Regions from separate parts of the Homo sapiens genome. Here region 2 is linked to region 1. Evidence: chromatin contacts called from ENCODE Hi-C or POLR2A ChIA-PET data. All regions are on one chromosome and are shown on one strand. The core of a region is the stretch at or near the end of the contact, and the rest is flanking DNA. Distances in the headings are between cores, read along the strand shown. Region 1 holds the start of LINC02084 (long intergenic non-protein coding RNA 2084). Region 2 has its middle 50 kb from the start of SLC4A7.

Region 1 (3,453 bases), core at 660-3,159:
CAGAACAAATGCCCCAATTTCTTCAATAAATTGCAAGGAAAAATAAAAGAGAAAAGTTGAGAGGGGAGAGTTCTAGACTGAGAGAATTAAGTGATACATCAATCACATGTGTGGGACCTGTTTGGATCCTGATTAAAACAAACAACTGTAAGGAACAAGCAAACAAAAAGAATAACAAGAACAACTTTATGAGACAACCAGAAAAACGTACCTGGATATTTCCCGATATTCAGAAATGATTGTTGATTTTTTAGATGAGATAATAGCATGACAGTTATATATATATATATATATATATATATATATATTTTTTTTTTTTAAAAGAGTCCTTTTCTTTAAGGGCTGTGTACGGAAATAATTGTGGATTAGAGGACAGGAATTTCGGGATTCGTGGCAGAAAGAGTGGAGTGGGGATTACAGGAAGAAATAAGAGAGGCCATGGATTGATGGTTATTGTAGCTGGTAGTGGACACATGGGGGTCCATTGCTCTCTACTTTTTCAAACTGCATAATATTTGTAATTATTTCTGAATTAATAAAAACTTTCCTTTGCTAATGCATCTAAGTTTACTATCATACATGTTATAAAATTAGTAATTAGTGATACCTACTAATATTCGGAACTACTCAACAGTTTACAAAACAGTTAAATTTATAATCTCATTTCTTCCTTCTCAGTACTCTTTGCCGGGATAGGTGCTGTTGGAATCCCCACTTCACAGATGAGGAAATGAAGTTCAGTGAAGCTAAAGACAATGCCGCTGTAAGGGGCGGCGGACTAGAACTTAAGTCACAGAACTCCAAATTCCAGGCTCCTTCCCCTACACTAAAAAACTTTTAAAGAAGCGTAGGAGTGTGGGGCTCAGCGGCTCACACCTGTAATCCCAGCACTTTGGGAAGCCGAGACTGGTGGATCACCTGAGGTCAGGAGTTGGAGACCAGCCTGGCCAACATGGTGAAACCCAGCCTCTACCAAAAATACAAAAATCAGCCAGGTGTGGTGGCGCACGCCTGTAGTCCCAGCTACTCGGGAGGCTGAGGTAGGAGAATCACTTGAACCCGGGAGACGGAGGTTGCAGTGAGATCGCGCCACTGGGTCCTTTTTTTTCTTTCTTTTTTTTTTTTTTTTTTTTTTTGACGGAACTGTTCAGGACCTGACAAAGCAGCAGCTTTAAGAGTGGAGGAGCTCTCTTCGGCTGGGGAGATCCTTACTCTCCATGGCCACCAGATGGCGAAGGCTGCCCGCGGCCCAGAAGAGAGAGGAGCCTGCAGACCCGCGCGGAAACTCTGCTGCGGGACCTGGAGGCCAAGGGTGAGGCGTGGGGTCCTCCTCCACTCCAACTGTGTGGGGAAACCTGGGTAGAACTTAAAGTTACAAAAGTCATTGTGCAAGCCCTGCTGTCCCCACAAGGGCTTATAGGAAGGGGTTCGGAGCTTTTCAAGGAGGCAGGGGAAAATTAAACTCGTGTCTCTTAATGTGTATTTGGTGGGAGGGGAATGCTGCCTGAAATAATGCATTGCTTCGGCGGCGGTCAGAGATCCATGTGACGCGGGGGCACTTTAGGGACCATTGCTGAGGGCCTGGTTAGCATTTGGGCAGCTGAATCCTTCCCTTGGCGAACTCCATACGTGCCCTCGGCGACACACAGAGGACTCCCAGAGTTGAAGAAGGGGGTGGATGTGTGTGTGCGCACTCGCCCACGTCTCGTGTTTTACTTTTCATTTAAGTCGTAATAAGGAGAAATTCGATGACCAGCAAGGCTGGAGTCCCATCGTCTTGTTGGGGGAGAGGGGGGAGAAGAAAAAGGTGCCTGTAACTTCAGACTGTCCAAGATATCGCTTAGCTCCTGCGCCCGGAAGAAAATCCAGCGCAGGTCGGGTTCCGGCGCGCGGAAGCCCTGCGAACCCCAAATGTGTGCGCTGAGCCGAGGCCTCTAAGCGGTAGGAGAGAATCTGACCTCCGACATTCTTTTCAAGACACGCGCCGGTGGACCGGGTCCTGGGATTGGCTTACTCCCGGGCTGGACCTTGGGGTTCGCATATTTGAAAGCGTAAACTTGAGGAATGACGGCGGGGTGATGGGTATTTTATAGAGTGGGACTCAATCGTGCTCAGCAACAGATTTCTCCAAATTCCCTTTTAAAAAGAGCCTCCCAGAGCTGTCGAAATCTCCGCGGGGTGAAAGCTAAACTTTTGGAGTCGCTGTGTAGCCGGGTAGAGGACACGGCGGCGCGAGCCGGAAAGATAAGTGTCCAGGCGAATGGGAAAGGAAAGATCTTAATTTTTGTTCCTACTGTTAGCTGAATGTCCATAAAAATCAAAGGGAATGCGGGGAAGTTTTTATTCCAGAGCGTTTCCATGACACCCGCAGAGATTTAAAAAATTACATTCCTCCCCCTACGCAGGTTTAATTCGGAAAGAAGAGACTGCAGAGGAGAGGGAAGACCGTGAGTCTGCTTTCACCTAGGTTTAAAGCGAATCAAAGACGGCTGTAAAAAGGGAAACCGGGACCAAAAACAGATTTGGAGCCTCGAAACTCTCCATTGAAGGTTTGGAAGATACGTTGCTGCAGACTTGAAACCGGCTCCAAATCCGGCCCAAACATGGGCTGAAAATATGGCGCGCTAATCTGCTGCTTCCCCTCCTCCTCAAGTTCTTTCTGACTCTTCCCACCTTTCCCAGTTTCCCTTCCAGACGTCTGCGGCTCCCCACTCCACCCCCAGGATAGCTACTCTACATCCCGACAATTCCCAGCTTCTACACCCAGGAGGAGGAATTCTGGAACCACCCAGAGCGAACTCGTGCCGGGGCGGGGTGGGGACCGGAGGAAGGTCCTGCTCCGAATTCTCTCCAGAGCAGAAAAGAATTCTAGAGGCTACATGTGGGCTGCTTTCCCCCCTTCTTCCTTTTTTCCCTCGCAAACCAACAACCAAAAAGTGTTTGGTGATGGAAAGAACACCAGTGGAAAACGGCAAATAACAGTATTTCCAACTCCGAGTCAGGTCCTCTTTGCACTGCTTTTTCCTGTTTCATTGCAATTTATTGATTTTATTGTGGTTTTTTGTTTATTTGGGGCAAGAACGGAGATGTGAACCAGGACGAGCCAGCAGACCCCCGAGCCAGTATCTCCTCCCTGGGCAGGGAACACCGCCTGCACCGGTGCATACTAGGAGACCCTGGCGGAGAATGTAAACAAACCGGGCGCCGAGCCCTTGATCTTTATTTAAATAGAGGCTTGTTTATCGGTGTCATCCTAGGAGGATTAATTAGATACATCTCTTCACAATTTGGTGTCTGACACTCCATCTTAGGAATGCCTTATCATAAGGTGTTAATTGGGGCCACTCAGCCACTTACGTTTCTATTAAACACTGTGAGGGACTTTTCACAAGTACCAGGTTCTTTTTTACTGTACGATGCAAAAACATACAGGACCCGAAATAGACTAGGGCC
Region 2 (3,453 bases), core at 573-3,072, 180 kb before region 1:
TTATTAGGCCTTCAGCTGGTGCTTCCTAAGTAGAAGGGTATTGTTTCCTATCCAGTCACCGATCCTTTTGTGTGCCCTCCCTTGGTTCAGAATCCCAAAGAGAATGAATGGGAGAACTCGAGTTCTAAATTCTGTCTTAGAAGCACTCAAATACAGTTTGTAGGGAGACTCCAAACTGGTCTCTCACTACCCTGACAGCCTAAAAACGCAGCTGGAATTTTGCATTCTCTTCCCCTAACCAATTAGTATATGCATTTCAAATACTATGCATAATATGCATATTAGTATATACAAGATAGGCTAAACACTGTGTGAAACTAAGAAGGTAAACCCTCTCCTAGCTTACAAACAATTGGTACAATTAAAAATATTTGACAATGGTGAAGGCATGGGCAATGGCTATTTACAAATCAAAATATAAATATTTTAATATTTTAGTAATAGGCGTGGTGGTACCAGTGTGTCTCAGTTAAATAGTAGTCTTGCCCCAAAGCGCTTTTGAATGCTTTGCCACCTATGCATCAGTGGATTCAGGAATGTAATGAGAGTTCTCAAAAGTAATGGAAGCAAAGCCAAGCAAGTCTCCCACTCCACACATCTTGCTTTTCCCTTTCTGTGTTGAGCTTTGGATCTTCCACAAAGGGGACTGGGTGCCCCTGCGGAAGTCCAGCCAGGGAGTAGTCAGACCTGGGGGGAGAGGATGGATTACAAGCCTGAATTTGCCTTCCCTACCAGACAAGCTCTGGCTTGAGGAATAGAGAAGTGAAAGAAAAAAGAGGTGCTTCGACTCAGTTGGAGACAGGGAGGGTTATGAGTGGAGTGAAGACAAGGCTCTTAATTCAAGCTGCCTCAAATTACATTTGTCCACACACGCAGCAAAATGCTGCTTAAAAAATAAATGAGGTTAATTTCTCTTTACGGGTTCCCTTTCATCTCAGGGTTTCAAAGCACTTTGCCACAAAAGATCCTTTATCTTCACAATTCTTTTTTTATCTAAATATAAACAGAGGGCCCTAAGTTTATATTTAAAGTTCAGTAAAGCCCTAAACTTTGGAAAGAAAAGGTACTTTAAAAATTCTTTTATCATTATAAGATCCAAGTAGCCAATCAAGGACCACACAGACAGAAAATCCACATTCAGATGAAAGGCCACACCTCTGCTCAGATGACCTGCGTGCTAATTAAAATCACAATTAAAACAAGCAGAGGGGATGGAGAGTGGTGACTTAACTTGCCCTTATCCCAGCAGATACACTCACAACTGACTCACACAGGATACATCGGATTTTCTCCAGCAGGCATTTGGAAAAAAGCAAAGAAGAAATTCTAGTTTTAGCTGCCCTCCATCTACTAACCCAGTAAACTCCATCCCTGGGTCGGTGACACATCCCTGACTCGCAGCCACCTCAGCAGAGCCCCATTCCGTGCAGGAAGAGCCAGCTTGGCCTCCTGGTGATGGGAATGTTGTTTGCATATGCATTTTTTCAGCAAAAGAAAGTCTCAAAATCTCCCTGGTTCCAGGGTGTGAGTCATTAGTGGGTGTTTGTTTTTTGGGTTCTGAGTGTGAGTCACCACCTTTCCTGCTGTTGGTCTTCTCAATCCTAGGGTAACAACTAAAAAGCGATGACTAGAGATGCCTGTGATGCTTAAAAGCGGACACCTGGACATTATTCATTTGGCAATTGTATCAACAATTAATTTTAAAGTTTGTTCTTTTCTCTGTAAACAAGTGTATAACGTTTATAAATAACAGTGGGAAAGAGGAAGGTGGGGGAAGGGAGAGAAACAAATCTAAAAAGGATATGACTGAGGTAAACGGAAGTAGAGTCTAGTCAAAGCCAAAATAGACAACTGCCTGTTTGTCAGCTAGAGGAGGGCCGGGGCTGGTGATGTTGACCAAACTCTATACATGAACAAGCATCTGATGCTGCTCTCTAGGACTTTTCCTCATTAGCCTGGGAGTGTGCGTCGGGAGGGCAGTCAGGAGGGACTGCCAGTGTTAACCATCAACTCTAGAATCTGAAAGAACAACATGGCTTTGAAATGACATCTTCCGGCCGGGTGCGGTGGCTCACGCCTGTAATCCCGGCACTTTGGGAGGCCAAGGCAGGCAGATCACAAGTTCAGGAGTTCGAGACCAGCCTGACCAACATGGTGAAACCCCGTCTCTACTAAAAATACAAAAATTAGCCAGGTGTAGTGGCATACGCCTGTAATCCCAGCTACTCAGGAGGCTGAGGCAGGAAAATCACTTGAACCTGGGAGGTGGAGGTTGCGGTGAGCCGAGATAGCACCATTGCACTCCAGCCTGGGAGACAGAGTGAGACTCTGTCTCAGAAAAAAAAAAAAGAAAAAAAAAAAGGACATCTTCCTGATGTTCCTCCCATTGGTGCTATGCCTGGTACCGTTTAGTACTGGGAAAGGACCTCAAGACCACCCAGAATTCTACAATGGAGAATGTTCTATAAAGTCACGGTGTCATGCCAGGACCAGGAACCAAAAAACAGCAGCTTGAAAACCAGTGATTTGACAATTTGGGCTACCCTAACGGCTAGTTTTTATTTCAGTGACATTGGGCAATAAATCAAGCCATTTAAGATGGTTGAAAGAAATCAAGATGACCACACACACACACACACACACACACACACACACACACACACAGAGCAGGTTTTGAGCTCATGGAGGACTCAACCTGGATTTGACTCAGAGAAGGCATTTGGCCACAGGCATTTCAGTTTGCTTTCAGAAAGTGAGGAATTACAAATGAAAAAAAGCTCTGACTTTTCAGCTGGTTTGAGTGTGGAAATCAAAGCTTGGCTTTTTTCTACCCAGAGGAGTCTAGGTACTCTGTGTCATTTCTAGTATATAATTACAATATATCTGTATGCCCACATATTGTCACTATATTAGGTATTTTACAAAGCCCAGAAAAACAGAGCCTCTGTCCTGGTGTTCCAAATGTTAGTCAACCTATTTAAACTCTTGGTAACAATGCTGAGGTAATGAAAATGAACTCAGCTGCCACTGTTGGCACAGACACAGCGGAAGGAAGAAGTATTATTTGATTCAAAGCATTCTCATTTAGGGGAGAAAAAATTATAATGCATATCACCACTAAGTGGAAAATAAAGATTATAAACTTGGAGTTGTATTCCTGAGACCTTGACATTTTAAAATAAAAGGCTTCAGTGTTTGCAGAATATTTTTTCATTAATGTCTCAGTTACTTGTTTTTAAGGATAATTATTTGTGGATATTACAAAAGAACTTCCTGAACTACCCATTTACTTGTGGGCATATACATTTGAAAGATGCCCCAGGCCCATTCCAAAGCAAAACAACACACACACCTAATTGTGACTTTATGCCTAACTAGCCTGGTATTCATGACACATCTTTAAAAATTCTCTCAAAAAAGTGACCAGTTGTTTGGCTCCTGCCTTTAATCCCA

The links. A loop is a pair of places that touch in the nucleus more often than their neighbours do. ChIA-PET counts read pairs that join two places held with the same protein, here RNA polymerase II (POLR2A). Pooled maps may share reads with other maps.
Region 2: a pooled map shows a loop between it and region 1 (5-fold over the local background). The contact joins the enhancer-like site here to the promoter of LINC02084 in region 1. A Hi-C loop is called at or near these places in 1 of 50 pooled maps. POLR2A ChIA-PET finds 5 or more read pairs at or near these places in 5 of 52 experiments (A549, A673, H1 and 2 more).

Annotation. Positions count from the first base shown.
Region 1 is chr3:27,711,010-27,714,462 of GRCh38, forward strand. It overlaps LINC02084 (long intergenic non-protein coding RNA 2084), which reads left to right and starts at 1,910. Exons shown (of 2, transcript XR_007095851.1): 1 at 1,910-2,033; 2 at 2,148-3,391. It also overlaps the pseudogene KIAA1143P2. RefSeq lists enhancers at 1,723-2,408, 3,080-3,453.
Region 2 is chr3:27,532,614-27,536,066 of GRCh38, forward strand. No RefSeq gene overlaps it. Among named protein-coding and RNA genes, the nearest start is that of SLC4A7, 50 kb to the left of the region's middle. RefSeq lists enhancers at 1-933, 934-1,877 and a silencer at 1,245-1,539. Within about 2 kb of position 1,823, at least 26 of the 41 ENCODE cell types and tissues checked have a DNase peak (open chromatin) inside an H3K27ac peak, as active enhancers do.